Regions from separate parts of the Homo sapiens genome. Here region 2 is linked to region 1. Evidence: read pairs that join two places in POLR2A ChIA-PET (ENCODE). Cell type or tissue: Panc1. All regions are shown on one strand. Links, peaks and the distances in the headings refer to the core of each region. The heading gives the core; the rest is flanking DNA.

Region 1 (16,142 bases), core at 7,726-11,725:
TTTAGCTCAGCGAAGTTTGTTATTACCCCCCTTCTGAAGCCTACTTCTGTCAATTCAGCCATCTCAGCCTCAGTCCAGTTCTGTGCCCTTGCTGGTTAGGTGTTGTGGTCATTTGGAGGAGAAGAGGCACTCTGGCTTGTTCAGTTTTTAGCATTTTTTGCATTGATTCTTTCTCATCTTTGTGGGCTTAGCTGCCTTCAGTCTTTGAAGTTGCCGACATTTGAATGATGTTTCTGTGGGGTCATTTTTGTTGATGTTGTTGTTGTTTTCTGTTTGTTTTTCTTTTAACAGTCAGGCCACTCTACTGCAGGGACTGCTGCAGGTTGCTGGGGATCCGCTCCAGACCCCAGCGGCCTTGGTTTCTCTTGTACCTGGAGGTATTACCCGTGAAGGCTGTGAAAGAGCAAAGATGGCAGCCAGATCCTTCCTCTGGAAGCTCTGTCCCAGTGAGGTACTGACATGTTGCCGGCCCAAACGTGCCTGTAGGAGGTGGCTAGAGACCCCTGTTGGGAGGCCTCCCCAGTCAGGAGGAATGGGATTGGGGTCCGGCTTAAAGAAGCAGTCTGGCCACTGCTGGCAAGGCAGCTGTGCTAGGTTGTGTGGGACCCTTCCTTGTCTGGACTATTTGTATTCTCCACAGCTGGCAGGCTGGAAAAGCTGAGTTGACTGAACCGCAGAGATGGTGTCTGCACCTCCCCCTCAGAGCTCCATCTCAGGGAGAGATCAGAGCTCTGTCCATAGAACTTTTGCTGGAGTGGCTGAAGCCCCTATGGGAAGGTCCCACCCAGTGAGGAGGAATGGATCGGGATCCTGCTTAAAGAAGCATCCTGACCATGATCTGGCAAGGCAGCTGTGCTGCATTGAGGGGGAGCCTTCCTCGTTTTGACCATTTGTATTCTCCAAAGCTGGTGGGCTGAAGCAGCTGAGTCTACTGAACCACAGAGATGGTGGCCACCCCTCCCCCCAGGAGCTCCGCCGGTCTCAGGCAGATTCCAGCCTGTTGCCATTGGCTGGCGGGAATTCCAAGCCAGTGGGTCTTAACTTGTGAGGTGCTTGGAAACGGGGCCTGCAGAACGATGCTGTGTGGCTCCCTGGATTCAGCCCCCTTCCTAGGGATATGTACAGACGGATCTGCCACCTCGCTGGGAATCCCGGGGCCAGAACAGGTAAAACTCCTAGGTCTCTGTGTATGCTTGAGTGTCTGCTCTGCCGAGACTCCACACAGCTCTGTGTATCGGACCCAAAGCCCTGGTGGCGTGGGCTCACGAGGGATCTCCTGATCCATGGGTTGCACAGATCTGTGGGAGAAGCGTGGTTTCCCGGCTGGGGCTGCACAATCACTGCTTCCTTTGGCTGGGGGTGGGGGTTTCTTTGGCTCTGAGCAGCTCCTAGGGACGTTGCTCCGTCCCTGCTTTTCTTTGTTCTTTGTGGGTCAAGTTGTTTGCCTAGTCAGTCCCAATGCAAGAACCTCGATATTTCAGTTGAAGGTGCAGAATTTATTCGCAGCCTTTCATTCCTGTGAGCGCTGAGGACCGCAGCTGCTTCTAATTGGACATCTTGTGTCAATCCCAAACTTTGTTTTAATTGGCTACATAATTCTATTATCAAGTGGTAAAAATAACAGATACTTCATTCTTAGCGTGAGTGGTGCTCTGATATTGACTGAGTTTTTGGAGCTTATCTTCTCTGCTTCATTTATTCTCTGCTTCTCTCTATCTAGTTTTTAAACAGAACTAAGCTGCTAAACCTAAGACCTTGCTGCATTTACTGTAAAAGCCCTAAAGTTGGCTGAGCAGGACGTGCCGCTGGCTCCAATAGAGAAGCATAAAAATCAAATGGCAACATTTACCATTTAATTACAGAACAGATATGTGCACATTTCCTATAAAGTTGATTTGTTCAGATTTAGTAGCCTCTGGATCCTAGGAGAAATGCTGAAACATTGTCTCTTCAGCAGGTGTGTGCTCGACAGCATCATGCTTATGAGATGCATCTGTAGCATTCCCTGGCTCAGATAATATGACAGGATGGTATGTGGTAGTTTGTGAGAACAAATGGTCTGAAGGAAGTTTCAGAATTGTTTAGATTTTTGAACTAGTTTTACCTTCTACCCAGTTAAGGCCTAATTAAGGTCATCAAGCTAACCATATATGGTTATTAATGATGTTCATTTAAAATTGAGTACAGAGGATCCTGCTGTCGTTCGTGTATGGTTTTAAAATTGTTTTCACTGTCATTTTTACACACTTGTGACCATGTTGAGTACACTTCATTCCAGGTTCTGTGATACCTACCTAGGTGTTTAGCCTCTCAGGTCCTCTAGGCATTTTCTCCATTTTCAATATGTTATTTCCATGTAGAGTGTATTTGTCAGCTTTTGTTGTAATAATGGTTTGTAATGACCCTTAAACCTCAGTGGTCTATCACAATTTTTTTTTTTTTTTTTTTTTTTTTTTGCTCGTGGGTCTGTGGGCTGTGTGAAGTTTACCTAGGCTCAGCTGGTCTTGGCTCTAGGCTGCAGGCTTGGTTCAAGACTGCTTCATGGGTCTTTTCTGGAGTTCAGACTGATGAGTGACGACCTATTGTATATTTTCCCTCTGGCAATGGCAGGAGGTTAGGAGAGCAACCCAAATGCACAAGCACATTTTATGTCTCTACTTTGTATTACTTTCACTAATATCCTGTTGGTCATAGTGAGTCACGTGGCCAAGTCCAAGATTAAGGGATGGGGAAGTACCTTCCCCATACTGTCAAGATATATGGCAAGGATATAAACTATTACAGGGGAGTGACAAATTGAGAGCAAGAATTCTACTTATCACCCAGTGTTTCATGTTTTGTTTGGAGTTTACAAATTTCTTCTCAGTTAACTTCCATTTTTATAAGACATCTGGTCTTTTCTGTGCATTTTTAAATGCCTTTTTCATCATGGACCCTTCTTCCTCAGTAGATTTATATACGTTTTAGGTGCATAGAATACTCCTAAGCTACTTTTCATAGACTGTTTGAGCTGGAAGGTACTTCAGAGTTTTAATTCTATTATTTTACAGATAAGGAACTGAAGTCCAAAGAGATGAGGTGACTGGCAGAAGAATACACAGCTAGTCAGTGACAATATATTTTAATGGGCAAAGCGGGGATGAGGACATTCTACAGTTCCTTTCCCTTTTGACCCAGCTGTCCTATCTCATTCTGTGCCTCATGAATAATCCCAATGCTACTTCCCAGGAGGAATCCAGCTGGCCTGGCTACATTGGAAATGCTAAAAACAGAATCATAAATTACCTGGGGCAGAGGGAACATGAATGAATCCTGCCCGCAAATTGCCCAGCAGGCAGCAAGTGTCCATCCTCTGCTAGCAGAGGTGATGGAACATGGGACTGCTAGACTATGGATAAGATTCACAGATCTTCTGAATGTCAAGGTTACTGAGGGTGCCTTTTAAAAATGGTTTTATGAATCCTGGAAGTTGCCAAGAGGTTATAGCAAAAGATTTTGTGTGCATTTTGGGGCATGCTTCTGAAAGCTGTTCTGTGTAGGAAGGAGCCCTGAAATTAGAAAGTTTTAGCTGATTTGTGCATGTGCAAATGCAAATTAATGTCCTTGCATATTTTCACTGAGTGGCAAGAGCACATTCACCTTGTTAGTGTTTACAAAATTGTTAATATTTTAATTAATGTCACCTGTCATCTGAGATTCCCAGTGAAACTGAATACTTCATTAACACTGGATAATATTCATTGAGGGTTTGTGTGTATGTGTGTTTGTGTGCAAGTGTGTGCTCATGTGAACTCCTTAGCTTGATGTTTAACTGCTTCATTGGTTTCCTTCCATCTGCTATGGCCAGGAGCCAGCTATGCCTACTTATTTCATTCTGCATGTGTAGTACTTTAGAATGACACTATTTACATGAGAATTTAAATAAATGTTTTTAAGAGGAAGAACTAAAATTCAATGTTTTGCTGCTAGAGGAGTTCCTTTCACTACCTACTCTGCTCTTAATGCTTTTATTTATGACTTTTAATATTTTTAATTTATGTGTATTTGAAACAAGTTGCACAAGCAGAAATATGTTATCTTCCTGTTACCTGAAAATACAATTGTTTGACTGTGACTATAAAAAGATTGTATACAAATTTTAATTCACAGGTCAGATTAGATGCAGTTTGTTCTTTAACTGAGGTAATCAAGCAAAGTTCCACAAATCTGGTGAAAATAGATTGATTATGTTTCAGATATAAAAACCTGTAATATAGGGGTAGATGAAAGTTTTGAAATGAAAAGTCATTCTAAAAGTTGTTCATAAAGACATATGCACACATATGTTCATCACAGCACTATTCACAATGACAGAGACATGGAATCAACCTAGATGCCCATTAATGGTGGACTGGGTAAAGAAAATGAGGTATATGTACCATGGAATACTATGCAGCCATATAGAAGAATGAAATAATGTTCTTTGCAGCAACATTGATATAGCCAGAGGCCATTATCCTAATTGAATTAATGCAGGAACAGAAAACCAAACACTGCATGTTCTTATTTATAAGTGGGAGCTAAACATTGAGTACATATGGACACAAGGAAACAAGTGACACTGAGGCCTACTTGAGGGTGGAGGGTGGGAGGTGGGCGAGGATTGAAAAACTAGGTATTGGGTACTATGCTTACTACCTGAGTGCTGAAATAATTTGTACACCAAACCCTAGTAACATGCAATTTGCCCATGTAACAAACCTGCATATGTACCCCCAAACCTAATATAAAGGTTGGAAGGAAAAAAAAGTGAAAGATGTCTATTATTAATTTTTAAATTATTCGTAAGTTCATCATATAAATATTTTTATACTAGAATATATATCATTTTCATTTATTTAATTCTGTTTGGAAATCAGCTTTATATTTCCATGTGTTATTTTTTCAAAGGAGTTTTTGCCATCTACTGGCTTCTAGTCCATTGGATTTCTGGGTGACTTTCCTGTAGCTGATAGTTCTAACTGAATGTATAATGCTATAACATGACTGATTTAGAAATTTTTATTATATTGGATCAATACATAAGCAGACTGGCTAAATGATTTGAATATGTAAAGTTGGCCAGAAATTCTGATGACTTCGATATGTTCAGTTAGGTTGTTGGGTGGCGAGCTCTTGAATTATTTTTCCTTCCTTATGCACATTAGGTTCTTAGTGAATGGTTCCTAAATAAGTGAAGTCTTTTCAGCTTCTTCTAGACTACCAGGGAGAAACTTGAAGGCTGAGCACATATGTGAAAGTCATAGACAGAACAAAAACTTTTAAGTTTGTTTACCAAGATTTTTCTATTTTTCCATCGATCCAAACCTAGTAAATATTCTGCTTTGTCTGTATATACAAACTGACTAGGAAGGGATATGATTACATTTAATGAAAATATTAGCTACTAACATTTATTGAATATATGCAAAGTCCCAACATCTGTGATAAGCACACATTAGCTCATTTAAATCCTAGTTACAACCTTTTGAGGAAGGGAGCTAATTTTATCTCTAACATACAGATGAGGAAAATTTGGCTTCCAGAGATGGGTGTAATTTGTTCACAGCTATATAAGTAATAATTGATGGAGCAGGAATTCAAAACCCATCTTCTGAATTCCACCAGCATCTTCAAGATTTCTGAAGGTCTTTTCATTAATCTCCAAAACCAGTACATATAATAGTTGAATGCTCAAAAGGTCAGTTTTTTTTCCCAGAAGTATGTTTTACTTGGACTCATGAAGCACCTATTTTCGAGTCGTTTCATTTACATATTATTTGCAGGGTACTACAGTCATAGCATTTATAGAACACACCCAAAGAAGCAGTTTTGTCCCAGGTCAAGTGGCCAGAATGATGAATGACATTGGAAATCTAAAAGAAGTTCAAACCCAAAGCATGAATTAAAATGAACAGAATGGGCCTACAGACCCATTCAGTAGTCAAGGCTACTATAAAAGAGAAAGTAGAAAAAGAACAAGTTTGCTTTTCACCACATCTGTGCTATTATCTATTAATTTTTGACTTGTTAATAATGGTCATTCTGGCTGAGGTAAGGTGGTATCTCATTGTGATTCTAATTTGCATTTCCCTGATGATTAGTGATGTTGAACATTTTTTCATATGTTTGTTGGCCATTTGTATATCTTCTTGTGAGAAATGTCTGTTTATGTTGTTTGCCCACTTTTTCTTGGGATTATTTTTTCTTGCTGGTTTCTCTGAGTTCCTTGTCAATTCTGAACATTAGTCTTTTGTCAGATGTATAGTTTGCAGATATTTTCTCCCATTCTGTAGGTTGTGTGTTTACTCTGTTGAATATTTCTTTTGCTGTGCAGAAGTTTTTAGCTTAGTTTGGTCTTACTTATTTTTGTTGCATTTGTTTTTGGGGTCTTAGTCATAACTTCTTTGCCTATGCCAATGTCCAGAAGAGTTTTCCCTAGGTTTTCTTCTAGAATTTTTATGGCTTGGGGTTTTAAATTTAAGTCTTTAACATATCTCAAGCTAATTTTTTATATGATGAAAGATAGGAATCTAGTTTTATTCTTCTGCATTCTTCTACAATTTTCCCAGCACCATTTATTGAATAGCATGTCCTTTCCTCAATTTGTGTTTTTGTGTGCTTTGTCGAAGATCAGTTAGTTGTAAGTATTTGGCTTTATTTCTGGGTTATCTATTCTGTTCTATTGGTCTATGTGAATGCTTATACACTGGTTTACACAGAGAATGTAAATTAGTACAACCTTTATGGAAAACAGTATGGAGATTTCTCAAAGAACCAAAAGTAAATCTATCATTCAATCCAGCAATTCCACTGCTGGGAAATCTACCCAAAGGAAAAGGAGTCATTATATCAAAAAGACACCTGGACACATATGTTTATTGCAGCACAAATGACAATTACAAAGATATAGAATCAACAATATGAACGGATAAAGAAAATTTGGTATACATATACCATGAAATATGACTCAGCCATAAAAAATAATTAAATAATGTCTTTTGCAGCAATTTGGATGGAACTGGAGGCCATTATCCTGAGTAACTCAGGAACAGAAAACCAAATACCAAATGTTCTTACCTATAAGTGAGAGCTAAGCTATGGGTATGCAAAAGCATACAGGACAGTTTGATGGACATTGGAGGCTCAGAAGGTAGAAGGGTAAGAGTGTGGTGAGGGATAAAAAATTACCTATTTGGTACAACATTCAGGTGATGGGTGCACTAAAAGCCCAGTCTTCACCACTGTACAGTTTCATCCATGTAACCAAAAACCACTTGTACCCCTAAAGCAATTGAAAAAAAAAAAATAAAAGTTTTTAAAAAATGAGCATAAAAAAGGTGGAGCAGGTGTTATTTTTCTCAGATTCACCCCTTTACTATTAATTCTTTTGCATTCTGTTACTCAGAGGAGCCTGGGCACATTTTCAGGATTTGGTAAGTTTTGTGATAAGACGAGGTTAGGCCTTTGGAGAATTTTCTTCTGTGTTTTCTAGACACCAGTTTCTAATATTTTGGTTTTGTTTTTTAAGTTACACCCCTTAATTTTGCTGAGTGCTTTTAATTTAAAAAGTTTTTTTAATGTATTCCATTTTAATAAAATACACTTAATTATAGGTTTATATGATTTAATTTTTCTCATAGGTTTTTCAGGTACAGGTGGTGTTTGGTTACATGAGTAAATTCTTTAGTGGTGATTTCTGAGATTTCGGTACACCCATCACCAAGCAATGAACACGGCACCCAGTGTGTAGTCTTTTATCCCTCACCCCCCTCCCACCTTTCCCCTTGAGTCCCCAGAGTCCATTATCATTCTTATGCCTTTGTGTCCTCATAGCTTAACTCCCACTTATAAGTGAGAACACACGATGTTTGGTTTTCCATATCTGAGTGACTTCACTTAGAATAATGGTCTCCAACACCATCCAGGTTGTTGCCAATGCCATTATTTCATTCCTTTTTATGGCTGAGTAGTATTCCATGGTATGTGTGTGCATATATACATATATATATCACATTTTCTTTATCCACTCATTGGTTGATGGGCATTTAGGCTGGTTCCATATTGTTGCAGTTGCAAATTGTGCTGCTATAAACATGTATGTGCAAGTGTCTTTTTCATGTAGTGACTTATTTTCCTCTGGGTAGATACCCAGTAGTGGGATTGATGGATCAAATGGTAGTTCTACTTTTAGTTATTTCAGGAATCTTCACACTGTTTTCCATAGTGGCTGCACTAGTTTACATTCCTACCAGCAGTGTAGAAGGGTTCACTGATCACCACATCCATGCCAATATCTACTGTTTTTTATTTTTTGATTATAGATATTCTTGCAGGAGTGAGGTAGTATCGCATTGTCATTTTGATTTGCATTTCCCTGATCATTAGTGATGTTGAGCATTTTTTCATATGTTTCTGGCCATTCATATATCTTCCTTTTTTTTTAAATTATACTTTAAGTTCTGGGATACATGTGCAGAAAGTGCAGGTTTGTTACATAGGTACACATGTGCCATGGTGGTTTGCTGCCCCCATCAACCCGTCATTTACATTAGGTATTTCTCTAATGCTATCCCTCCCCTTGCCCCCCACCCTCCAACAAGCCCCAGTGTGTGATGTTCCCCTCCCTGTACCCATACGTTCTCATTGGTCAACTCCCACTTATGAGTGAGAACATGTGGTGTTTAGTTTTCTGTTCCTGTGTCAGTTTGCTGAGAATGATGGTTTCCAGCTTTATCCATGTCCCTGCAAAGGGCATGAACTCATCTTTTTTTATAGCTGCATAGTATTCTACGGTGTATATGTGCCCCATTTTCTTTATCCAGTCTATCTTTAATGGGCATTTGGGTTGGTTCCAAGTCTTTGCTATTGTGAATAGTGCTGTAGTAAATATACATGTGCATGTGTTTTATAATCCTTTGGGTATATACCCAGTAATGGGATTGCTGGGTCAAATGGTATTTCTAGTTCTAGATCCTTGAGGAATCACCACACTGTCGTCCACAATGGTTGAACTAATTTACACTCCTGCCAACAGTGTATAAGCATTCCTCTTTCTCCACATCCTCTCCAGCATCTGTTGTTTCCTGACTTTTTAATGATCGCCATTCTAACTGGTATGAGATGGTATTTCATTGTGGTTTTGATTTGCATGTATCTAATGAGCAGTGATGATGAGTTTTCTTTCACATGTTTGTTGGCCATAAATATCTTCTTTTGAAAAGTGTTCATATCCTTTGTCCATTTTTTGATGGGGTTGTTTGTTTTTTTTCTTGTAAATTTGTTTAACTTCCCTGTAGACTGTGGATATTAGACCTTTGTCAGATGAATAGACTGCAAAATTTCTCTCCCATTCTGTAGATTGCCTGTTCACTCCGATGATAGTTTCTTTAGCTGTGCAAAAGCTCTTTAGTTTAATTAGATCCCATTTGTCAATTTTGGCTTTTGTTGCCATTGCTTTTGGTGTTTTAGTCATGAAGTCTTTGCCCATGACTATGTCCTGAATGGTATTGCCTAGCTTTTCTTCTAGGGTTTTTATGGTTTTAGGTCTTATGTTTAAATCTTTAATCCATCTTGAGTTAATTTTTGTATAAAGTGTAAGGAATGGGTCCAGTTTCAGTTTTCCGCATACGGCTAGCCAGTTTTCCCAGCACCATTTATTAAATAGGGAATCCTTTCCCCATTGCATTTTTTGTCAGGTTTGTCAAAGATCAGATGGTTGTAGATTTGTGGTGTTATTTCTGAGGCCTCTGTTCTGTTCCATTGGTCTATATGACATTTTTGGTACCAGTACCATGCTGTTTTGGTTGCTGTAGCCCTGTGGTATAGTTTGAAGTCAGGTAGTGTGATGCCTCCAGCTTGTTCTTTTCGCTTAGGATTGTCTTGGCTATGTGGGCTCTTTTTTGATTCTACATTAAATTTAAAGTAGTTTTTTCCAATTCTGTGAAGAAAGTCAATGGTAGCTTGATGAGAAGAGCATCGAATCTGTAAATTACTTTGGGCAGTATGGCCATTTTCACAGTATTGATTCTTCCCATCCACGAGCATGAAATGTTTTTCTATTTGTTTGTGTCCTCTCTTATTTTCTTGAGCAGTGGTTTGTAGTTTTCATTGAAGAGGTCCTTCACATCACTTGTAAGTTGTATTCCTAGGTATTTTTTTCTCTTTGCAGCAATTATGAATGGGAGTTCACTCATGATTTGTCTCTCTATTATTGTTGTATAGGAATTCTTGTGATTTTTGCATATTGATTTTGTATCCTGAGACTTTGCTGAAGTTGCTTATCAGCTTAAGGAGTTTTTGGTCTGAGATGATGGGATTTTCTAAATATACTATCATGTCATCTGCAAACAGAGATAATTTGACTTCCTCTCTTCCTATGTGAATACCATTTTTCTTTCTCTTGCCTGATTGCCCTGGCCAGAACTTCCAATAACATGTTGAATAGGAGTGGTGAGAAAGGGCATCCTTGTCTTATGCCACTTTTCAAAGGGAATCCTTCCAGTTTTTGCCCATTCAGTATGATATTGGCTGTGGGTTTGTCATAAATGGCTCTTATTATTTTGAGGCAAGTTTCATCAGTACCTAGTTTCTTGAGTGTTTTAGCATGAAGCAGTGCTGAATTTTATCAAAGGCCTTTTCTGCATCTATGGAGATAATAATATGGTTTTTGCCATTGGTTCTGTTTATGTGATGCATTACATTGATTGATGTGTGTATGTTGAACCAGCCTTGCATTCCAGGGATGAAGCCAACTTGATAATGGTGGATAAGCTTTTTGATGTGCTGCTGGATTCAGTTTGCCAGTATTTTATTGAGAATTTTCACATTGATATTCATCAGGCATGTTGGTCTGAAATTTTATTTTTGGTTGTGTCTCTGCCAGGTTTTGATATCAGGATGATTCTGTCCTCATAAAATGAGTTAGGGAGGAATCCCTCTTTTTCTGTTGTTTGGAATAGTTTCAAAAGGAATGGTACCAGCTCCTCTTTGTACTTCTGGTAAAATTCAGCTGTGAATCCATCTGGTCCGGGGCTTTTTTTGGTTGGTAGGCTATTAATTACTGCCTCAATTTCAGAACTTGTTATTGATCTATTGAGGGATTGGACTTCTTCCTGGTTTAGTCTTGGGAGGGTGTATGTGTCCAGGAATTTATCCATTTCTTCTAGATTTTCTAGTTTATTTGCATAGAAGTGTTTATGGTATTCTCTGATGATAGTTTGTATTTCTGTGAGATCAGTGGTGATCTCCCCTTTATCATTTTTTATTGCATCTATTTGATTCTCCTCTCTTTTCTTCTTTATTAGGCTGGCTAGTGGTCTATTTCATTAATCTTTTCAAAAAACCAGCTCCTGGATTCATTGATTTTTTGAAGGGTTTTGTGTGTCTCTATCTCCTTCAGTTCTGCTCTGATCTTAGTTACTTCTTTTCTGCTAGCTTTTGAATTTCTTTGCTCTAGTTCTTTTAATTGTGATGTTAGGTTGTCGATTTTAGATCTGTCCCACTTTCTCATGTAGGCATTTAGTGCTACAAGTTTCCCTCTAAACACTGCTTTAGCTGTGTCCCAGAGATTCTGGTACACTTTATCTTTGTTCTCATTGGGTTCAAAGAGCTTATTTATTTCTGCCTTCATTTCGTTATGTACCCAGTAGTCATTCAGGAGCAGGTTGTTTAGTTTTCATGTAGTTGTGCGGTTTTGAGTGAGTTTCTGGATCCTGAGTTCTAATTTGATTACACTGTGGTCTGACAGACTGTTTTGATTTCCGTTCTTTTGCATTTGTCGAGGAGCGTTTGACTTCCAATTATGTGGTCAATTTTAGAATAAATGCTATGTGGTGCTCAGAAGAATGTCTATTCTGTTGATTTGGGGTCGAGAGTCCTGTAGATGTCTGTTAGATCCACAACAGCAAATTATTTAATTTCCATGTATTTGTATAGTTTTAAAAGTTCCTTTTGGAGTTAATTTCCAGTTTTATTCCACTGTGGTCTGACAGAGTGCTTGATGTGATTTCAATTTCCTTAAATTTATTGAGACTCATTTTATGGCCTATCATATGGTCTATCTTGGAGAAAGTTCCATGCACTGTTTAATAGAATGTGTATTCTGTGGTTGTTGGATGAAATGTTCTGTATATATTTGCTAAGTCCATTTGTTCCAAAGTATAGTTAAATCCATTGTTTCTTCATTGACTTTCTGTCTTGATGACCTGTCTAGTGCTGTCGGTGGAGTATTGATGTCCCCCACTATTACTGTGTTGCTGTCTATCTCATTTCTTAGGTCTATTAGTAATTGTTTTATAAATTTGGGAGCTCCAGTGTTAGGTGCACATATGTTTAGGATTGTGGCATTTTCCTGTTGGACAAGGCCTTTTACCATTATATAATGTCCCTCCTTGTCTCTTTTAACTGCTGTTGCTTTAAAGTTTGTTTTGTCTAAGAACAGCTACCCGTGCTTGTTTTGGTGTCCATTTGCATGAAAAGCCTTTTTCCACCCCTTTGCTTTAAGTCTATGTGAGTCCTTATGTGTTAGGTGAGTCTCCTAAGGGAGCAGATAGTTGGTTGGTGAGTTCTTATCCATTCTGCAGTTCTGTATCTTTTAAGTGGAGCATTTAGACCATTTACATTCAATGTTAGTATTGAAATAAGAGGTACCATCACATTCATCCAGCTCTTTGTTGCGTGTGTACTTTGGTTTTTTGTTTTGCTTTTTAACTTGTATTTTTGTTTTATAGGTCCTGTGTGATTTATTCTTTAAAGAGGTTCTGTTTTGATGTGTTTCCAGGATTTGTTTCAAGATTTAGAGCTCCTTTTTGCAATTCTTGTAGTCGTGGCTTGGTAATAGCGAATTCTCTCAGGATTTGTTTGGCTGGAAAAGACTATCTTTCCTTCATATATGAAGGTTAGTTTTACTGAATACAAAATTCTTGGCTGATAATTGTTTTGTTTGAGGAGATTGAAGATAGGCCCCAATCCCTTCTAGCTTGTAGCGTTTCTGTTGAGAAATCTGATGTTAATCTGATAGGTTTTTCTTTATAGGTTACCTGGTGCTTCTGTCTCACAGCTCTTAAGATTCTTTCCTTCATCTTAACTTTGAATAACCTGATGACATTGTGATCAGGCAATCTTTTTACGATGAATTTCCCAGGTGTTCTTTGTGCTTCTTGTGTTTGGATGACTAGGTCTCTAGCAAGGCTGGGGATGTTTTCCTCAATTATTCCCCCAAATATGTTTTCCAAGCTTTTAGAATTCTCTTCTTCTTCAGGAACACCGATTATTCTTAGGTTTGGTCGTTTAACATAATCCCAGACTACTTAGAGGCTTTGTTCATGTTTTCTTTTTCTTTTTTCTTTGTCTTTGTTGGATTGGGTTAGTTTGAAGACTTTGTCTTGAGCTCTGAATTTCTTTCTTCCACTTGTTCAGTTCTATTGCTGAGACTTTCCAGAGCATTTCACATTTCTAAGAGTGTATCCAAAGTTTCTCGAATTTTTGCTTTGTTCTTTAAGCTCTCTATTTCCTTGAATATTTCTCCCTTCACTTCTTGTATCGTTTTTTGGATTTCCTTGCACTGGGCTTCACCTTTCTCTGGTGCCTCCCTGATTAGCTTAATAACTAACCTCCTGAATTCTTCTTCAGGCAAATCTGGGATCTCTTCTTGGTTTGGGTCCATTGCTGCTGAACTAATATGATTGTTGAGGGGTGCTGAAGAGCCATGTTTTGTCATATTACCAGGGTTGGTTTTCTGGTTCCTTCTCATTTGGGCAGGCTCTGTCAGAGGGAAGGTCTAGGGCTGAAGGCTGTTCAGATTCTTTTGACCCATGGAATGTTCCCTTGATGTAGTACTCTCCCTGTTTTCCTAAGTATGAGGCTTCCTGTGAGCTGAACTGCAGTGATCGTTGTCTCTCTTCTGGGTCTAGCCACTCAGTGAGTCTACCTGGCTCCGGGCTGGTACTGGGCATTGTCTGCATAGAGTCCTGTGATGTGAACCATCTATGGACCTCCCAGCCAGGATACCTGCACCTGTTCTGTGGACATGACAAGGGAGTGCAATGGACTCCGTGAGGGTTCTTAGCTTTGGTGGTTTAATGCTCGGTTTTTGTGCCAGTTGGCCTCCTGTGAGGAGGTGGCACTTTCCAGAGAGCATCAGCTGTAGTAGTGTGGAGAGGGACCAGCAGTGGGCGGGGCCGTAGAACTCCCAAGATTATATGCCCTTTGTCTTCTGCTACCAGGGTGGATAGGGAAGGACCATTAGGTGGGGGCAGGGCTAGACATATCTGAGCTCAGACACTCATTGGGCGGATCTTGCTGCAGCTGCTGTGAGGTATGGGAGTGAGGTTCCTAAGTCACCGCAGTTGTGTACCTAGGAGAATTATGGCTGCCTCTGCTGAGTCATGCAGGTTGTCAGGGAAGTGAAGGAAATCCAGCACTCATAGCCCTCACCCAGCTCCCACGCAAACTGAAGGCCAGTCTCACTCCCACTGTGCCCTACCCCCAACAGCCCTGAGTTTATTTCCAGGCAGAGGGTGAGGGGGGCTTGAAAACTTGCCCCAGGTTACCCGTCTTCCAGCTGCCAAAGAAAAGGCCTTGGTTCTTCCCCTGCCTGTGGAGTCTGCACACTGGATTTGCGCCCTCCCCCAGGTTCTGGCCAGGAGGCTTCTTGCCCCATTCAAATTGTTACCAAGTTCAGCTAGAGAATTCCTTCTCCCTGCAGAGTCTTACCCCTGCTTCTCTGGCCACCCTCCCAATGGATCCCTGTGGTACTAGGCAGGAATTGCCTGCCAGGGGACCCAGAAAGCTCCCAGGGCGTTTCTGCTGCTTCCTCTTCCCCAGTATTTCACTCAGCTCTCTAAATGGACTCAGCTCCAGGTAAAGTCAGAAACTTTTCCTGCAAACAGACCTTCAGGTTCTCCAGTAGGGGTGTGCATTTGGGAGAGGAGGGTCTCCCTTCCCCACTTCTGCAGTTGGGGCACTCACAGTATTTGGGGTGTCTCCTGGGTCCTGTATGAGCAGTCTGCTTCCTTCAGAGGGTCTGTGGGTCCTCTCGGGATTGCTGGTTTGTTCTTACAGTTATCTGGAGCTAAAATTCACAACACAAGCCTCCGCATACTGCTCTGTACAGAACTGCAATGTAGTCCTGCCTTACTGAGTGCTTTTTAAAAGTAATTTATGTACTACTGTCTCATTTCATTGTCAGGGGAAGCAGGCAGGGGTGCCGTGCAATGGAGGGCTCGATTATCTATCATCAAGGAGAGAAGTTTGTTGCCCTTGGCCAAGAGTCAGTGTGATACCATAGCTGCCATCTGGGTTAAATTATGATATCTGGCACCATGACAGAGATATTTCATGTAGTATAAACTTCAGGTAACCGAGGCTTAATTTTTAATCATCAAAATATTTAAACCATAGCTGACCTTTGCACAGGCAGGGGTTAGAGGCACAAACTCCCTGTGCAGTCAAAAATCTATGACTTTTGACTTCTTCACAACTTAACCACTAATAGCCTACTGTTGGCTGGAAGCCTTACCAATAATATGAACTGTCAGTTAACATAAAATGTATATGTTATGTGTATTATATAGAGTATTCTTACAATAAGGTAGAGAAAAAATGTTATTAAGAAAAGCATAAGGAAGAGAAAACATCCCACTCTTCATTAAGTGGAAGTGGATCATTGTAAAGGTCTTTAACCTCATCATCTTCATGTTGAGCAGGCTGAGGAGGAAGAGGACAAGGAGGGGTTGGTATTGCTGTCTCATGGGTGGCAGAGGTGGAAGGGGAGGCAAGAGAGTTAGGTATACTTGGTGTAACTTTATAAAAATGCATCGTTATTTTTGTTTGACTTTTTTCTTTCTCATTTCCCTAAAAATGTTTCTTGTTTTGTTGTGTTTGAAGAGACAGAGTCTCTGTTACCCAGGCTAGAGTGCAGTGGTGAAATCATAGCTTACTGCAGCGTCAACCTCCTGGGCGCAAGAGATTCTCCCAGCACAGCCTCCCAAGTAGCTGGGACTACAGGCACGCCCCTGACTAAGAAAAAATTTTTTTTATAGAGACAGGATCTTACCATGTAGCCCAGGCTGGTCTTGACCTATTAGCCTCAAGCAATCCTCCTGCCTTGGCCTCCCAAAGTG
Region 2 (16,142 bases), core at 4,860-8,859, 62 kb before region 1:
ATTCTAGGCCCACTTTTTCTGAACCCACACCTGTATTTCAAAATTCCTTCGAACATTCTACCTGAATGTCCTCCAGTCATGTCACACATAAAACCAAAATCATCACTCTGTCCTTAAAATGTGCCTTTTCCTTCTCATTATGCATTTCAGCTTCTAATGTCTATATCAAACCAATTGTCCAAGCCAGAAACTCTGAGTTATCCTCAGCTTCTGCCCTTTCCCCTTGCCCTATAATCAGTTAATGAATCCTGTGCGTTTTACCCCAGATATGTGTTTTCCAGTCCTGCGATCACTGCCTTCTATCCATCGCATCTTTTGCCCAGCCTCAAGTCCTTCCAATCCAGCATACGCACCTTAAAAATATTTACTTCCCTACAGTGCAGATGTGTTCATCTCACACCCCTAATCAAATACCTGAAGTAATTTTTCACTTCTGTGGAATAAAGTCCAAATTACTTAGCATGCCACAATCTGAACCCAGCTTATATTGTTCTATTTTAGCACACATTTCTCCCCCCTACACCACAATCCTCTAATTGCCTAAGTAATACATGCTTAATGCAGAAAATCTGGAAGGCAGAGAGCAAAGGGAGATTAAAACAAAATTACTCATAATTCCACTACCAGAGATGATTAGTGTTAACATTTTGGTATATATCCTTTCAGTCTTTTTTATGCCCATGGACACACGCAAGTGGCTTTAATTTTGTACTGAACATTTATCTCGTTGGTCTATATTGTTTGTAATAACTTAAATTTTAGTGGATGCATATAGTCTTCCATATATGCGAGCACTTTAATCTACTTCGCCAATCACTAGTTGTTGAATTTTTAGTCCAGCTTTTCCTTTTATTTCTCTTGCTCTGTTTTCCTCCCTCTCTCTCTCTTCCTCCCCCTAAGCCCCCTTTCTTTTTAAGAGATAGGGTCTTACTCTGTCACCCAGGCTGGTAGTGCAGTGGTGCAATTATAGTTTACTGCAGCCTTAAACTCCTGGGCCCAAGCCATCCTCCCACCTCAGCCTCCTGAGTAGGACTACAGGTGCGTATCATCACACTCAGCTAATTAATTAATTTTTTTTTTTTTTTTTTAGAGATCAGGTTTTGCTATGTTGCCCAGGCTGGTCTCAAACTCCTTCAAGTGATCCTCCCACACCTCCCACCTCAGCCTCCTAAAGCACTGGGATTACAGGTGTGAGCTACTGCATTGGCCCAACTTTCCTTTTAGATCTTATATCCCATATGATCTTCGCACACTCTGGTCATAGTCTCATCATGCAGCTCATTGGTTCTTTTCTTTCTTTCTTTTTTTTATAGTAATTCTTTTTTTTCCTCCTTTTTTTAAAATTATACTTTAAGTTCTAGGGTACATGTGCACAATGTGCAGGTTTGTTACATATGTATACATGCGCCGTGTTGGTGTGCTGCACCCATTAACTCGTCATTTACATTAGGTATATCTCCTAATGCTATCCCTCCCCACTCCCCCAACCCCACAACAGGCCCTGGTGTGTGATGTTCCCCTTCCTGTGTCCAAGTGTTCTCATTGTTCAATTCCCACCTACGAGTGAGAACATGTAGTGTTTGGTTTTTTGTCCTTGCGATAGTTTGCTGAGAATGATGCTTTCCAGCTTCATCCATGTCCCTACAAAGGACATGAACTCATCCTTTTTGATGGCTTCATAGTATTCCATGGTGTATATGTGCCACATTTTCTTAATCCAGTCTATCATTTATGGACATTTGGGTTGGTTCCGAGTCTTTGCTATTGTGAATAGTGCCACAATAAACATACGTGTGCATGTGTCTTTATAGCAGCATGATTTATAATCCTTTGGGTATATACCCAGTAATGGGATGGCTGGGTCAAATGGTATTTCTAGTTCTAGATCCTTGAGGAATCACCACACTGTCTCCCACAATGGTTGAACTAGTTTACAGTCCCACCAACAGTGCAAAAGTGTTCCTATTTCTCCACATCCTCTCCAGCACCTGTTGTTTCCCAACTTTTTAATGATGGCCATTCTAACTGGTGTGAGATGGTATCTCACTGTGGTTTTGATTTGCATTTCTCTGATGGCCAGTGATGATGGCAGCTCATTGTTTTAATGACATTATTGTGCCCATGCTCTTTTGCTTCTCAGTGCTTTACTGCACTTTGGCCCCAGTGCTCCCTCTCTGTCTCCTTCATCACCCTGCAGAAAGCTCCTATTTATCTTTAGAAGTGCAGTTTAAATGTGCTGTCCTCTGTAAAGCTTCCCAAATGCCCCAGGCTGGCTAATCCTCCCTCTGTGCTCCTGTAATGCTGTGTATTCACCTCTGCTCCAGCATTTAGCACACTATTTTGGGCTTTTTGCTTTGCACAAAACTATCTCACCCATAGAGCTTGGGGAGAGCAGGGAATTTATCTTTATTTATTTTATTTTAGGCAAAGTGGTATATTTTGTTGCTCAATAAAGTTTATTGTGCTAACGAATGAAATATTTAGTTCCATTTGAAGAAATTAGAGAGATAATTATTTTCACACAGAAAAAGAAAGAGTACATGATGGTAGTAGTGATTAGAGAAAAAGAAAAAAAATACCAGCAATGAATGAATCAAATAGATGTACTTTAAAGAATGAGAATACACTAAATGGTGTTTTATGATCATTTTACCTGCCTGGTTGTAACTTCTGCATTTGTGCATCCTTACTTCCTTCTTAAGATTTTCTGTGCTTCAATGGGGGAAAAGGCAACTTTTTTTTTTTGAGATGAAGTCTTGGTGTGTTGCCCAGGCTGGAGTGCAATGGCATGATCTTGGCTCACTGCAACCTCCGCCTCCCAGGTTCAAGTGATTCTCCTGTCTCCACCTCCCGAGTAGCTGGGATTACAGGCATGCACCACCATGCCCAGCTAATTTTTGTATTTTTTAGTAGAGATGGGGTTTCACCATGTTGGCCGGGCTGGTCTCGAACTCCTGACCTCAGGTGATCCACCCGCCTCGTCTTTCCAAAGTGCTGGGATTACAGGCGTGAGCCACCGTGCCCGGCCAAGGAAAAGGCAATTTTTAAAAAACACAGAGTAGAATAAAGTTACTGAATCATAAGAAAGAAAATGTGGTTTCTCCTCTTTCTTCTTTTGAAGTTGTTAGTATTGATCTTCCTGGTACAATATTAATACTGTATAACTCTTATGCACTTTCACTGGAACAAGTTATGAAATTCTCTATTACTAGTGAAATAAGTGCAATAAATATCTATCCTTGTTCATATTATGTTTATACCCTGAGAGTAAGATTTGTGCCTCTTTATGTATGAGAGGAAGTGTTTTGTAAACAGTAACAAATAAGTACCATTAATATGTGGTTTTGAGAAGTATTTTGTAATATGGTTTTAAACTAGAACACATAAGGTCTATGTTAATACTAAATATCGTTGTATATGTTATTGATGGTAGATAGTGTGGTAGTTTTTACAGAGTTTATTCTGATGTGTATTTTGCATTTAAAATATAAATTTACATATAAACTGGATATTTGTAATGCAAAATACTACTTTCACTAGCTAATACTTGGATTTAACATTAAATTTTAGATGTACCTTATTTTGAAAGCCTATCTAAGACCTGGTTTGTGGCTACAAGGTCTAATGCAAAGACCACAAACTTTGGCAACAGAAAGACCTAGGTCTATACTCCTGCTATGCTACTTGCTAGCCATGTTTTTAACATACTTTAAGTTCTGGGGTACATGTGCAGAATGTGCAGTTTTGTTACATAGCTATACATGTGCCATGGTGGTTTGCTGCACCCATCAACCCATTACCTACATTAGGTATTTCTCCTAATGCTAGCTCCCCCACCCCCTGACATGCCCCCTGAGCATGGTGGTGCATGCCTGTAATCCCAGCTACTCGGGAGGTAGAGACAGGAGAATCACTTGAACCTGGGAGGCGGAGGTTACAGTGAGCCAAGACCATGCCATTGCACTCCAGCCTGGGCAACACAGCAACCCCCGACAGTGTGTGATGTTCCCTGCCTTGTGTCCATGTGTTCTCATTGTTCAACTCTCACTTATGAGTGAGAACATGTGGTGTTTGTTTTTCTGTTCTTGTGATAGTTTGCTGAGAATGATAGTTTCCAGCTTCATCCATGTCCCTGAAAAGGACATGAACTCATCCTTTTTGATGGCTGCATAGTATTCCATGGTTTATATGTGCCACATTTTCTTAAACCAGTCTATCATTGATGGACATTTGGGTTGGTTCCAAGTCTTTGCTAATGTGCATAGTGCCACAATAAATACACGTGTGTGTAAGTCTTTATAGTAGAATGACTTATAATCTTTTGGGTATATACCCAATAATGGGATTCCTAGGTCAAATGGTATTTCTAGTTCTAGATCCTTGAGGAATCGCCACACTGTCTTCCACAATGGTTGAACTAATTTACACTCCCACTAACAGTGTAAAAGCATTCCTATTTCTCCAGATCCTCTCCAGCACCTGTTGTTTCCTGACTTTTAAATGATCGCCATTCTAACTGGTGTGAGATGCTATCTCATTGTGGTTTTGATTTGCATTTCTCTAATGACCAGTGATGGTGAGCATTTTTTCATATGTTTCTTGGCTGCATAAATGTCTTCTTTTGAGAAGTGTCTGTTCATATTCTTTGCCCACTTTTTGATGGGTTTGTTTGTTTTTTTTTCTTGTAAATTTGTTTAAGTTCTTTGTAGATTCTGGTTATTAGTCCTTTGTCAGGTGGATAGATTGCAAAAATTTTCTCCCATTCTGTAGGTTGCCTGTTTACTCTGATGATAGTTTCTTTAACTTCCTCTCAGATCAACAGTTTTGTTCCTATAAAATGGGAATGATAATAGTTGCCTCACAGGTAGTTGAGAGGATTATGTAAGATAATGTTTATTGAGTGTCTGGAACAACATCCAGTTCAATGTATGGAAGCTGTTATAATTATGAGGAAATGAATAGAATCAGTTTTATGACTTCAAAGAACCATGCTCACTTTTTGCTTGTAAGTAAATGGCTTACCATTTATTTTTTGGTCATACCCATAATTGTATTTTAAATTGTTGTTATTAAAAATTATGCTACAGCAATTTAAACACAAGTATAAATTGTCCAAGTTCACAATGGTTTTTATTTTTGGTTGTTACTTTCTACTCTTTACCAATTTCTGGCTTGTCTAGTGCTAAAACAGAAAGGGACGGTTCTACCTGGATTGCCTCTTGGCATAGCTTATTTAAAATGGGCTGGAAGCCATCTGTGATGAGGTGATTCCAAATGGACTGAACTAAAAGAGATGAGGCAAATCGACAGCCAGTGAGTGGCAGAATGGGTCTACATGTCTGCAGATGCATGCAGGTACTCAGGCACCAAAATAGGGTGAAGTTGGGAGAGAGGTAGCAGGGAAAGGTGGAATCTCAGCTGAAGATGGATAGCTTGGGTAGGATGGGGTGAAGATGGGATAGTGAGGGCAAACAGGTGGGGAGGAAATGAAGGCTGAGGGTTAATTCGGGAATGTCCATTGGAAGTAGCATTGTTCCTTTCATACATGGAGTGTTAAAAAGACAGTTCTTTTTTTAGCTATGTATGTAGCCACAAATGTAACAGACAGCCTATTTTATGTTCTTTTTTTAAAAATATATCATTATGTTACAAACGTATTTACATGTTTCTACATAGTCTTTGGAGTTATAATTTTTTTTTAAAAATTATAAAGCATTTAACTACTTCAAGACACAGAGAAATATAAAGAAGAAGGGAAATAATCTTGTTACCCTAACACAAGTACTGTTATTTTGGTTAATTCCTTTCCAGTTTTCCTAAGGCATACAGGACTTCATTTCTTGATTTATTGAGAAATATAAACTGTAGTGTAGTTACAATACAATTTTTTGTCCTGCTTTTTTTCCCACCTAACATTTCAGGATAAGCATTTTTTCACTGATTTTCATTTATCTGCTTTGAGAGGCTGGAATTGGATTCTCCTTTCAAGGATTTTGGCTTAAAGAATTTGGCAAGCTGGTTCTATGCCATTTGAGACTATGTAAAATGGAAAGATGTGGAGTATTAGTGATGGTTTGTTTGGTTTCTAGTCACAAGACTCCACTTGAACTAGCTGAAGCAAAATGGGAGCTATTGAAAAGACACCGGGGAGTCTCTCATGGGTTTGAAGGGGAGGGGTAAGATGGTATAGGCTGAAATCAGGTCCTGGAGGGCTGTGGGGAGAACAGGAAGACTTCTTGCTCTGTCTTTCATCTCTTTTTCTCTGGCACATGCTCCCCATTCTTGTCTCTTGCTTCAGGCTGGCTTTCTCTATTTCCTTGTCCAAATGGTCGAAAATAGCCACTGCCAGCAGTTCCAGCGTTTACGTGTCCTCTATTCAAGAGAGCAGACAGATTGAGCGAGAATCTCTTACTTCTAAATCCAGATTCCTGGGGAAAGAGACATTTTGGCCCAATTTATATCACATGCACACTCTTGACCCTATTGATGGTGGCGGTTTGGAGCAGGGTCAAGTTTCCCAATCATGGCTGCCAGAGGCCCTCTCCTGTAACCCTATTGACTGTATGAGGGAAGAGATGATAGTTTAGAGAAACAGGGCAATTGGTTTGACACTTAACTTAATAGCTATTTGGTTCACAGAACATTGCATTTTTTATATCAAATTATAGGCTTCAATCAAGATTCCATCTTTTCTCTCTTCTGGCCCTGAGAGCCCTTAGAGTGAATCTAGATAATATGTAATGAACTTATAGATACTGTATCATCCTAGAAACTGAGAAAATCCAAGTGTCTATTTAGAGTATAAGTCCTTGAGAATTCTGTTTAAGAGTGCCCATCTAGCACTGCAGACTACTTGTTAAGCTTCATTGAAGTGCCACTGGTTACATCAAGTTTGGAAAACGTATTTCTTTTTCTAGGTCAGATAGGGCAATACAACAGGTCTTTCCGATTCAATGTACAGTAATTGAGGATGACATTTAACATGGTATATTTAAACAGAGATTGAACATTACACTATCCTGCAGTCTGAGGTTTGCTATATTTAGACCTAGGCTAATGCCAAGATGGCACTAGTGAGATGTCAGTAATGGTTTCATGGTACTGAAAACCAGACATAAGAAGAATTCTTTATGCCTTGTGAAGCAGAGATTCCTAAGAGCGTTAGAGCCTTCAGGTTTTTCCTGCTAATATCTTACTAAACTCCAAGTCATGTGCCTTTGGTATCTATTTTGTGTTTTTGTTGAAGCCCATGTTCAGTTATAGGCATTCTAGAGGACAGATCCAAATCCAGTGAGTTGGAGGCTATTGAGGCACCATCTTCCCTGCTGGAGTTATGGTGACAGGGTCTGAAGAAGCGGTACTGCATCTAAAGTGACATTATTATTCCCACAGACTTTTTAGAACAAAGGTGCTTAGAAGTTAAGAACTTTTTGAAAATTGCAAGTGCTTGAAGCTGGAACTGCTTGTCTTGTTCCTTTCTAGTCCACATCTGTGTAGGAACCATGATCACCTTTCAGAAGCATTCACTGGATCATGCCATTCCTCTGGTTAAAGTCGTTAGTGGCCTCCTGTATTTCTTTGGAAAACTATAAAACTCTGAACGCAGCTTATAAGATCTTACAAGGTCTGATTCTTTAGCTGCCACCACACTTTCATGACCTTATTATGTTTTGGTTTTACTGGTTCCTGTTCCAGGCTCTTTCATTCATCTAAGATGATGAACAAGCTCTCCCCTCTTCCTGGTGGTGTGACCTGTCTGGCCCCTCAACATTCCTCAGGTCTCATATTAAGTGCCACCACCTCTGAGAGCCCTTTCCAGCTTTGCACCTCTATCATCTCATGTACTTTTTCTTTATAGCACTTACCACAAGTGGCTAATGCAATTTATGTTCACTTTTGTAACTGTTTAATGCTTTTCTGCCCATTAGATTCTTATGTCCCTAAGAGTAGGTAGGGATGGATCTATTTCGTTCAGCACCGTATGACCAGCACAAAGAACAATGCTTGGGCACTCCATAAATATTGGCTGGATGAGTGATTAAGCCTTGTTGAAAATATCAAATAGGCTTCTTTTTTCCAAGATAATATTTTTCTTTGGAATGTTTTTAAATTTTTCAGAAAAGTTGCAATGATAATACAGAGAGTTCCCGTAACCCCTCACTCAGCTTCCTCACTCAGTTAACACTTTTCATTAGCATGGTACATTTGCCAGAAATGAAGAAACCAACACTGGTGCGTTATAATTAATTAAACTCTAGATTTTATTTGGATTTCACCAGTTTTTCAATTAAGGTTCTCATTCTGTTCTAAGACCCAATCCAGAGTACCAGATTGCATTTACTTGTCATGTCTCTCAGGTAGGCTTTTAGTGCATTAAACTTGAAAAGTTCAATTTTATAGGAACTTCCTGGCACACATTTTAGGGCTTGGATCAGATTACATTTGAAAATTTAACTGCTAGTTTTCAAGGTGACTAAGGATTAAATTGATGTTTGACTTGACATCATAATTGCATACTAGTTTAGAGACTGTTTTACAGTGTATAACAGTGGTTTCTAGCATTTCTATGTTTAACATGTTGGAGATACAGAAATCTTTGAAAATCTGATCTATGAACTACTCACCTATCCCCCAAATGCACATATACACCAAACATTTTCATGCAGTTTATTACATTGGAAGTTTACTTCACAAGTACAGGCTATAAAATAATTCCACTGAGTTTTATCTATTTTTAAATTTCATAATAATGTATGCAAAATTTAATGGTAATATCTGGAAGATGGAAATAATTTAAATTTGTTAAAATATAAGTGAACTTTAGTTTTATTTAAAGGTAAATTTTAGTGAGAAAGCTCTTGTGGTTGGACTAATAAAAAGCTAAAATTTTGCAGTGGTCTTAGGCATGACAATGTGCATGACACCCAGTTTTCTTCAATGTGCTGGGAGTCTTAACACCTTCTAAAAATGTTGACTCACAAGGATATGAGATAGCAAATGAAATTAGAGATCTACTAGCTTTTTTGCAGGAAGAGGGTGGACATGTTTCAAGAAATGCCAGATTTCCTGATCCTACAAGTTGAATTAATGTCATATTATTTCATTAGTATTCAAGTCAATGAGATCATCCTTGAGGCAAGGCCTCAAAAACCATCCATGCAGTCTTTGTCTACAAGAAAAGAATGATGAATCCGTTTCAATGTTAAGGTCATCCAAGCAGAATTGTCCTTCAAACATATCCTGCAGTATACCTAGGTACCCTTGGATTGTTGGTCTACAGAGAAGACATTTTATGACACATCGTCACTCTGGATCCTTAGTTTTCTGAGAAACAGTGTTTCCAAAAGAACTTGCAGTTTCCAGCTGCATTATAATGGTGACTGTGAAGCTTTAAATGAAAAAAAGTATCATGTTATATCCATAAAGTAAGAAAAGCTATGAATCAGTTTCTCCTTACTGAATTGTTCTATGAATGGGCTTCCTTTTTTTCTCAAAAGTGATACAAATGTCTTCCCAAATGCCAGTTAAAGATTTCAATCATGGTTTCCAGAAGCAAAGCAGCTTCTAGGTAGTGAAGAAGAACTCCACATTTTCTTGATTAAAAACAAAATTCTTGAGGAGGTGATAATTTTGACCCTGGCTCTAATGGAGTTGACTTTTACTTTCAAGACAGTAGAATAGGTTTCTTGTAGGATTACTGACAGTATTTCAGGTGCCACTACATGCTGATGTGTAAGGCAGCAAGTCATATTAATGTGCAAAACTACTTTCATTTCCAAAGCAGCACAACCTACTTTTCTCCCCAAGTACAGTTTTGCTTGACGTTGCAACTTTTCATGTGTCCTAAAAGGCTTACAGAATAGATTTTATTTTTCAATGACATTCATATACACATACAGAGAGTCAGGAGTTAGAAATATTGTGAGATATCTGGTTGTTTGCTGAGGGGAAATTAGCATAGTGGCTGGTATCTTCAATATTTGCATCTAAATTATGGCAAATGGGCAGGTTTGGGGAGATAGTTTTATTTGATAAAGGCACTGCTTCCATCTTTATCTGTGGCTCCAGACTGCAAACCAGTGTATCCTTTACCAAGACGTACTGGTTTCCAAAGTTTCCTCAGGGGTGTGTGTGTGTATTCTTTTGCTTGACAGTCAGTTAGAATGTGATAGTCAGTTAGAAAGTAAAGAAAGCTCTGCTTATATTGGCTTAAGCAGTATGAATTTGAGAGGTATGGTTTCTGATGTAATGGCTGATGCTGTAATGAAGTACACAGGTTCTAACCTTTTCTCTCCTGTTTTCTATCCCTTTGTCTATATGTTGTACTTTATTTTTAAACTCTTCTATTAAGTTTTTCACTTCAAGTTTTATTAAAGTTTTAGTAGCTCTTTTGTTTTCTGAATATTTCTCTTAAAAATATAGCATTTTATTCTTGTTTTATGGATAGAATATCTTCTCTTATCTCCTTAAGGATATTAATACTATATTTTACAAAGTTTTCTTCCCCTGAATGGTCTGTTTCCTCCAAGTTGTTTTAAAATTTAAAAAAAAATTTTTGTGGGCTGGGCTTGGTGGCTCATGCCTATAATCCCAGCACTTTGGGAGGCCGAGGCAGGTGGATCACCTGAGGTCGAGAGTACGAGACCAGCCTGGCCAACATGGCGAAACCCCATCTCTACTAAAAATACAAAAACTAGCTGGGCATGGTGGCGCATGCCTATAATCCCAGCTACTATGGGGGCTGAGGCAGCAGGATCGCTTGAACCCAGGAGGCGGAGGTTGCAGTGAGCTCGAGATCATGCCACTGCACTCCAGCCTGGGCAACAACAACAACAAAATTGTTAGTCAGTATTCTTGGATATGTTGTGATTCTTTTTTATGTGCTTATATTCTAGAGTGAAGGACTCAAAAACTGTTTATAATCTGTGAGAATGGCTGAAGTGGTCAAGAACTATGAAGGGTCTGGCATTATATACCACTTTCAAATTATCAAGTTAGCATGCTACAGTTTCACAGATGCTGGCAAAAGACATGAGACTCTTGGGTCAGATTCAAAGGACTTTATTACTCACACTCCAGCAGGCAGCATGAATTTCATGTTTATGTTGGTTCCCCTTGCTCCCCAAGTTCCACGGGGACAATATGAAGTAACCAAGGTGGATCCTCAGCATGTATAGTAGGTTTGTGTGACAGTCGAGGAATCCTGAGCTTAGAAAATGCCAATCATTTATAACGGCCTACAAACAAACCTACCCAATGTTTGCCCCAGAAAGAGATGTTAGCAAACAAACCTGCCTTCTGTTTTTGAGGGAAACTTTATTTCTACCCTTCAAATCTGTTGCTTATCCAGGCTCTTGAAGCAATAGTTCAGAACAAAAAGCTGTCAGTGCCTGCACATGATATGTGGAAATGCAGGAAAGACTCATGGAGAATCATCTCCCAAAAGAGCTTGTCTATGATGACTCTACCGTTAATCAGCTGGGCTTTTTCCTTGGGAACCTTCAATATCGTTTTCTTAAGATCTGCTCCCTTGGCTCATAGAAGGCTTTTTGAATCTCCTGGCTTACCACCAGCATTCTGACAGTCAAGTAGGAAAGAAACCTGGGAGCCTCAGTGGGCAGCGTATACAGATTCACTCAATTCTTCCATGATTTTGGTATAGCACCGCAGTCTTCAACCATGCCTGGTGTCTCTGTAGAGTTTTGTTTGAGCATCTTCGGAGAATAAACCTCTGCCCTTTGCCAGGGTGAAGGGAGGTATAGTCAAATGCTGAATGAGGGTGGGGATTAAGAAGCCATAATGTTCCTTAAACAGGCTTACACAAGACTGCTGATTTTAGCCTTATTTATAGCAGTAACTGGTGCCACAATTTCCAGGCTTTGAGAAATTCTGCGTGGTAAATTAAACTAATTTCCATTTTCTCTACCCTCAATTTAGGTTTCAGTTTTCTCAGGCCTGACAAGTCATTTACTACTTTCTGGCTCCTAAAATTTTATAATTATCTTCTTTCCTGATTCTTCCGTTTTTATGGATTTATGCCTTTAAAATACATTCATCGTTATTTTAGTGAAACTTCCTGAATGAGCAAATACAGATGTTTGTATTCAATCTGTCATCTTTCAGATAGAATCATTGCACTTTCTGTTTTTATTACTCAGTATCTTCCAACTTTTACTACATTTACTGTAAACTAAGATAAATGGCATATTCATAGTGGCAGAGTACATTATTTTTATTTTCTCTCAGTGAGAAGCTACTTTAGATGTCACAACATGGGGGAAAATAATATTGTGCATTATCTGTTTCTTGATCTGACTGTTGGTTACATTGATACGTTTATGAAAATGTCATCGAGCTGTACACATAAGGTTTATGCACTTTTCTGTATGTATGTTATATTGTAATAAAACATTTACACTGAAAATTATACCTCACATGACCTTGTATTATAGGATATCATGGTATCCTGGCCCATTTTACCTTTGTTTATAATGAAACACTGAATTATAACTTAATCTGAAGAAAATATTTTTCAAATTTTCAAAGTAACAGAAGATAAAGAATTTTCAAAGTAACAGAAGATAAAGAATTACTTTTGTGTGTGTTTCCAGTTTACTAGCCCCTGAATGCCTTCTCTTATCCCTTACCAGTATAAGAAAAGTGGTTCTCAAGTTGCTGCTTATTAGAAACATCTGGGAGTGAAAAAAAATCCCAAGGCACAGCTTGCATTCCATACCAGTTAAAACAGACTACTGGGATTGAAACCCAGGCATCAGTACTTTTTAAAGCTCCAAGGAGATCCCAAAGAGCAGCCAAAACTATGAACAAGGGTCTAGGGCAGCATGTCTCAAACTATCTGGTTCTTTACCTAGCCAGTTTCTGTTTTTACATTTCCAAAACTCTGGCAAAATTAACAAAAATGAAATAGTAGAAAACATAATTATGCACTGAAATATTATAGTAGTGTCAACTTGCTATAAATATTTCTCAGTGATTACTCTCAATTTCTATATTTGTCATGGTCTGGTAACAGTTCATGGCCAGGACTATCTGCAGAGTGCACTTTGAGTAGCACTAGCTGTGGATAATCTGTCGCTTTCCTAGAACAAGCTGGGTATCCATATATTCCCTTCTCTGTTGCAAGAGTCTGTTTGGAGATTGAGGAGGGTTTAGGCTGGGGCCTATGGTATGTACTCTCACTAACTCTCTGAAACCCCCTGACACATTTAATCTCACTCTGATGCATTTCTGAGCTCTCAAAGCATGGGATAACGTCACTGTTAATAACTCATGAGTTTATTTTAGATTTTCCAAGTTTTGTTTCCCATCAGCCATATTAATTCAAGAAAAATTCTTGGCTACTAAAGTCTTGGCATGTGATCTCATGTATCTTAGTAGTGGATATGAACTTTAAGTTCTGTATACAAGTGAATTTCAGGGAAAAATTCACTAAAGACTCTCAGGAACAAAAATTGATTTTGTTTTCAATGATTTTGCACTATATGCTAAAATGCAATGAAAATTGTCCTGTGACTTGGGCTAGAATCTCGGAAAAACGACTGTTATTTCATTCAGGGGCCTATGGAGGCTGCCTGGTTTGTTTGTTTGTTTGTTTCAGGACTGAATAATCTGCTAACCAAACACACTTGGCCCAATATTCAGGCAACATGGAAATTTATCCTTGTGGAAGGAATCCCACTGGGTTTATGACTCATGGAATGGAAAAAGAGGTTTGGAATTGGCAGGATCTTCATCCTAGGGAGAAATTCCGAATGGTTTGGATGAGTGTTCTGATTTGATCATGTTACTCCCTTCTTTTGGGGGCCTTATTTCAATAATGATGCAGTGGAATTTTAGTTGAGGCAGATTATCTGATTACCTTGGTCTAAGACATCTCTTGGTGTTTTTTTCCCCTTCCTTTCTTACCTGTTTCAGAGGAGATGACATACTTATGCTTATTAGAGAATAAAAGGCCATTCCAGATGTTAATTCCCTCTCAGTGCCTTGTGCAGTATTTAATAAAGCTGTCTTCAATGGCCTTATTACTCATCTTGACTTCTGTTACATTCTGATTATATTTGCTGGGAGTGTAGAATTTCATGGTGGCTCTCCTAGTGTGTAGGGCTGTCTCCCAGGAAAGAAGTGAGAAGAGAAGGGGATATGCCCTTTGACTTTGGACTTAGGTACCTCTCTCAATCCAGTTTGATTGCTTGATAAAGGATGGAAAATGGTGGCAAAGCATATAACATACTTGGAGTTTAGAGTTCTATCTTTTTAAAAAATATTTACACTTGATGTAAAGATCATGCATGTAAAACCCCAGCACATACAGCTTCTGACATATAAAAGCTTATTAGGGAAGAAAATCAGGAATGAGAATCTCAGCTTATGCTAAAACTTAACACAGTTAACTTTCCTGTGGCTTTCAATAGAAAATTATACCCAAATAGGCACTGTATACAGTCATAGTGGGATTGTAACCAATGTAAGCCTGAATTGTTTGCAGAGTAATGTTTGAGGCTTGAATAATAAACCATAGCACACAAAGATTTGGGATGTAAATTCTCAAGAATGCTACAACCTCTCTCCGACAGTTGTATGCATTTTACCCTTGCCGAAGCAATAGCATATACGATTTCATTATAACTCACAGCCACTCTGTGTAGTGGGTGTTATTACCATGTTAGAGATGAAAAAATTGAGGCTCAGAGAGGTTACCTTGCCCAAGGGCATAGCTACCAGGTGTCAGGGCAAGGATTTGACCCCAGAACTGTCTACTGCCCAAATCCATACTCCACTAGAGAGAGTAACAAGCAGTCAAAATTATAAAATTTCAGATCCTCCCATGGCTCAGTTATTTTTCCTCCTCCTGAAGTTCTACAGGATGGTAATAAACTTTCACTTTGTTTTTAGTAGGGTACCCTTAACTTGCAATGTGCAGATCCAATAAAGGGCTTACTTCCTTCTCCCCGAAAGACTGAATTTTACTTCAACCAGATGCTGTGTCTGAAGGCTCTTTTTAGAAAGAAGAAAAGAGATTGAACAAGATGGCCTTAAGATTTTGTATGTGCATGGGGGGGTGGGGGAAGAGACAGAGACAGAGAGAGATAGATGGAGGAGAGAGACAGAGAGACCCCTCTACTAGTAACAAAGGTCCAGTTGGTGTCTGGAATCTTACAGTTTTCTATGGACAGAGGGCGGAGGGCAGTGAAGAGTCAGGACAAGGGGATGCCCGCTCCTGATCCCAACTTGACTCCTTCGAGGTACCTGGATATCTTGCGGGGCTATTCTTCTGGTCAGACAGAGGAAATCTTGCTTCCAAAAGGCAGCTTTTCCTGTTGAGAAGAATTCTCTATTTCCTGCATCTAGAAGGTAAAAAGAAATAAGCTTATGTGGGGACAGAAAGAGAGCAAGTTGTCTACTCCTGTGGCCAAGTAGAAATGCCTGTAATTTTGAGTTATGTGTGCCTGACACAGTATAGGAGAACAATATTGGTGGAATTATGATCATACATCAGTCTTACTGTCAGTGCTTCTTTTAATATTTAATGAAATTTCTCTCGCTATGATTTAAATCATTGGAATGCTGACCCTGGTGTTGCTAAAGTTCTCTTCAGAAACAGAAGTCCAGCATTGCTTCAACATCGACCCCATTGGTCTTACAGTCTTGCCCCGTGTTATTCACACCACTACAAGCCTTTATTAAGACCTCTATCACATGGAAATGCAAGTGTGATTGCCCTGATGCTTCATTCCAGCTGGGGTTTGAGCATCCTTGGTTTCACCCCCATGCTTGTTTCTGACATTTCTGGATATTTCTGACATTAGCTGGGCCTTTCCAAATTCCTCAAATGTGTCATTAATAAGATCAGTAGGTTTTTAAAAGTGTTAAATCTCTTGTATTTATGCTTACTGGGTAGGTAACTATTTACCTTTCAAGGTAATTTTTTCCTACGATTTCTATCTTCAATAAAAATTGAACATAAATTGCTTGGGGGAGTACAAGGGAAACAAGATTGGTCACGAGGCTGATATTTGCTGTGACGAGTACATGTTCATGTAGCAAAGCTCAGTAAAGAGCTTTTAAAAAGCTCCGCAGATGACTCTCTCTATATATATTTTTGATTCTGGCTACTTAATGGA

Evidence for each region. Peaks named below come from ENCODE experiments on the same cell type or tissue, not always from the same donor. Only the 100,000 strongest peaks of a DNase experiment are listed, where the experiment ranks them.
Region 2: POLR2A ChIA-PET joins it to region 1 with 18 read pairs; 2 of 35 experiments call an interaction of 5 or more read pairs at or near these places.

What each region holds. Positions count from the first base shown.
Region 1 is chr14:57,784,436-57,800,577 of GRCh38, reverse strand. All of the region lies in intron 1 of SLC35F4 (solute carrier family 35 member F4), which reads left to right. Among named protein-coding and RNA genes, the nearest start is that of SLC35F4, 74 kb to the left of the region's middle. RefSeq lists enhancers at 660-1,159, 14,090-14,589, 13,981-15,180. In Panc1, for the core only: no CTCF peak of the experiment used is centred there; no DNase peak of the experiment used is centred there.
Region 2 is chr14:57,843,880-57,860,021 of GRCh38, reverse strand. The region is part of intron 1 of SLC35F4 (solute carrier family 35 member F4); the gene reads left to right. Among named protein-coding and RNA genes, the nearest start is that of SLC35F4, 14 kb to the left of the region's middle. In Panc1, for the core only: no CTCF peak of the experiment used is centred there; no DNase peak of the experiment used is centred there; H3K27ac peaks cover 619 bases.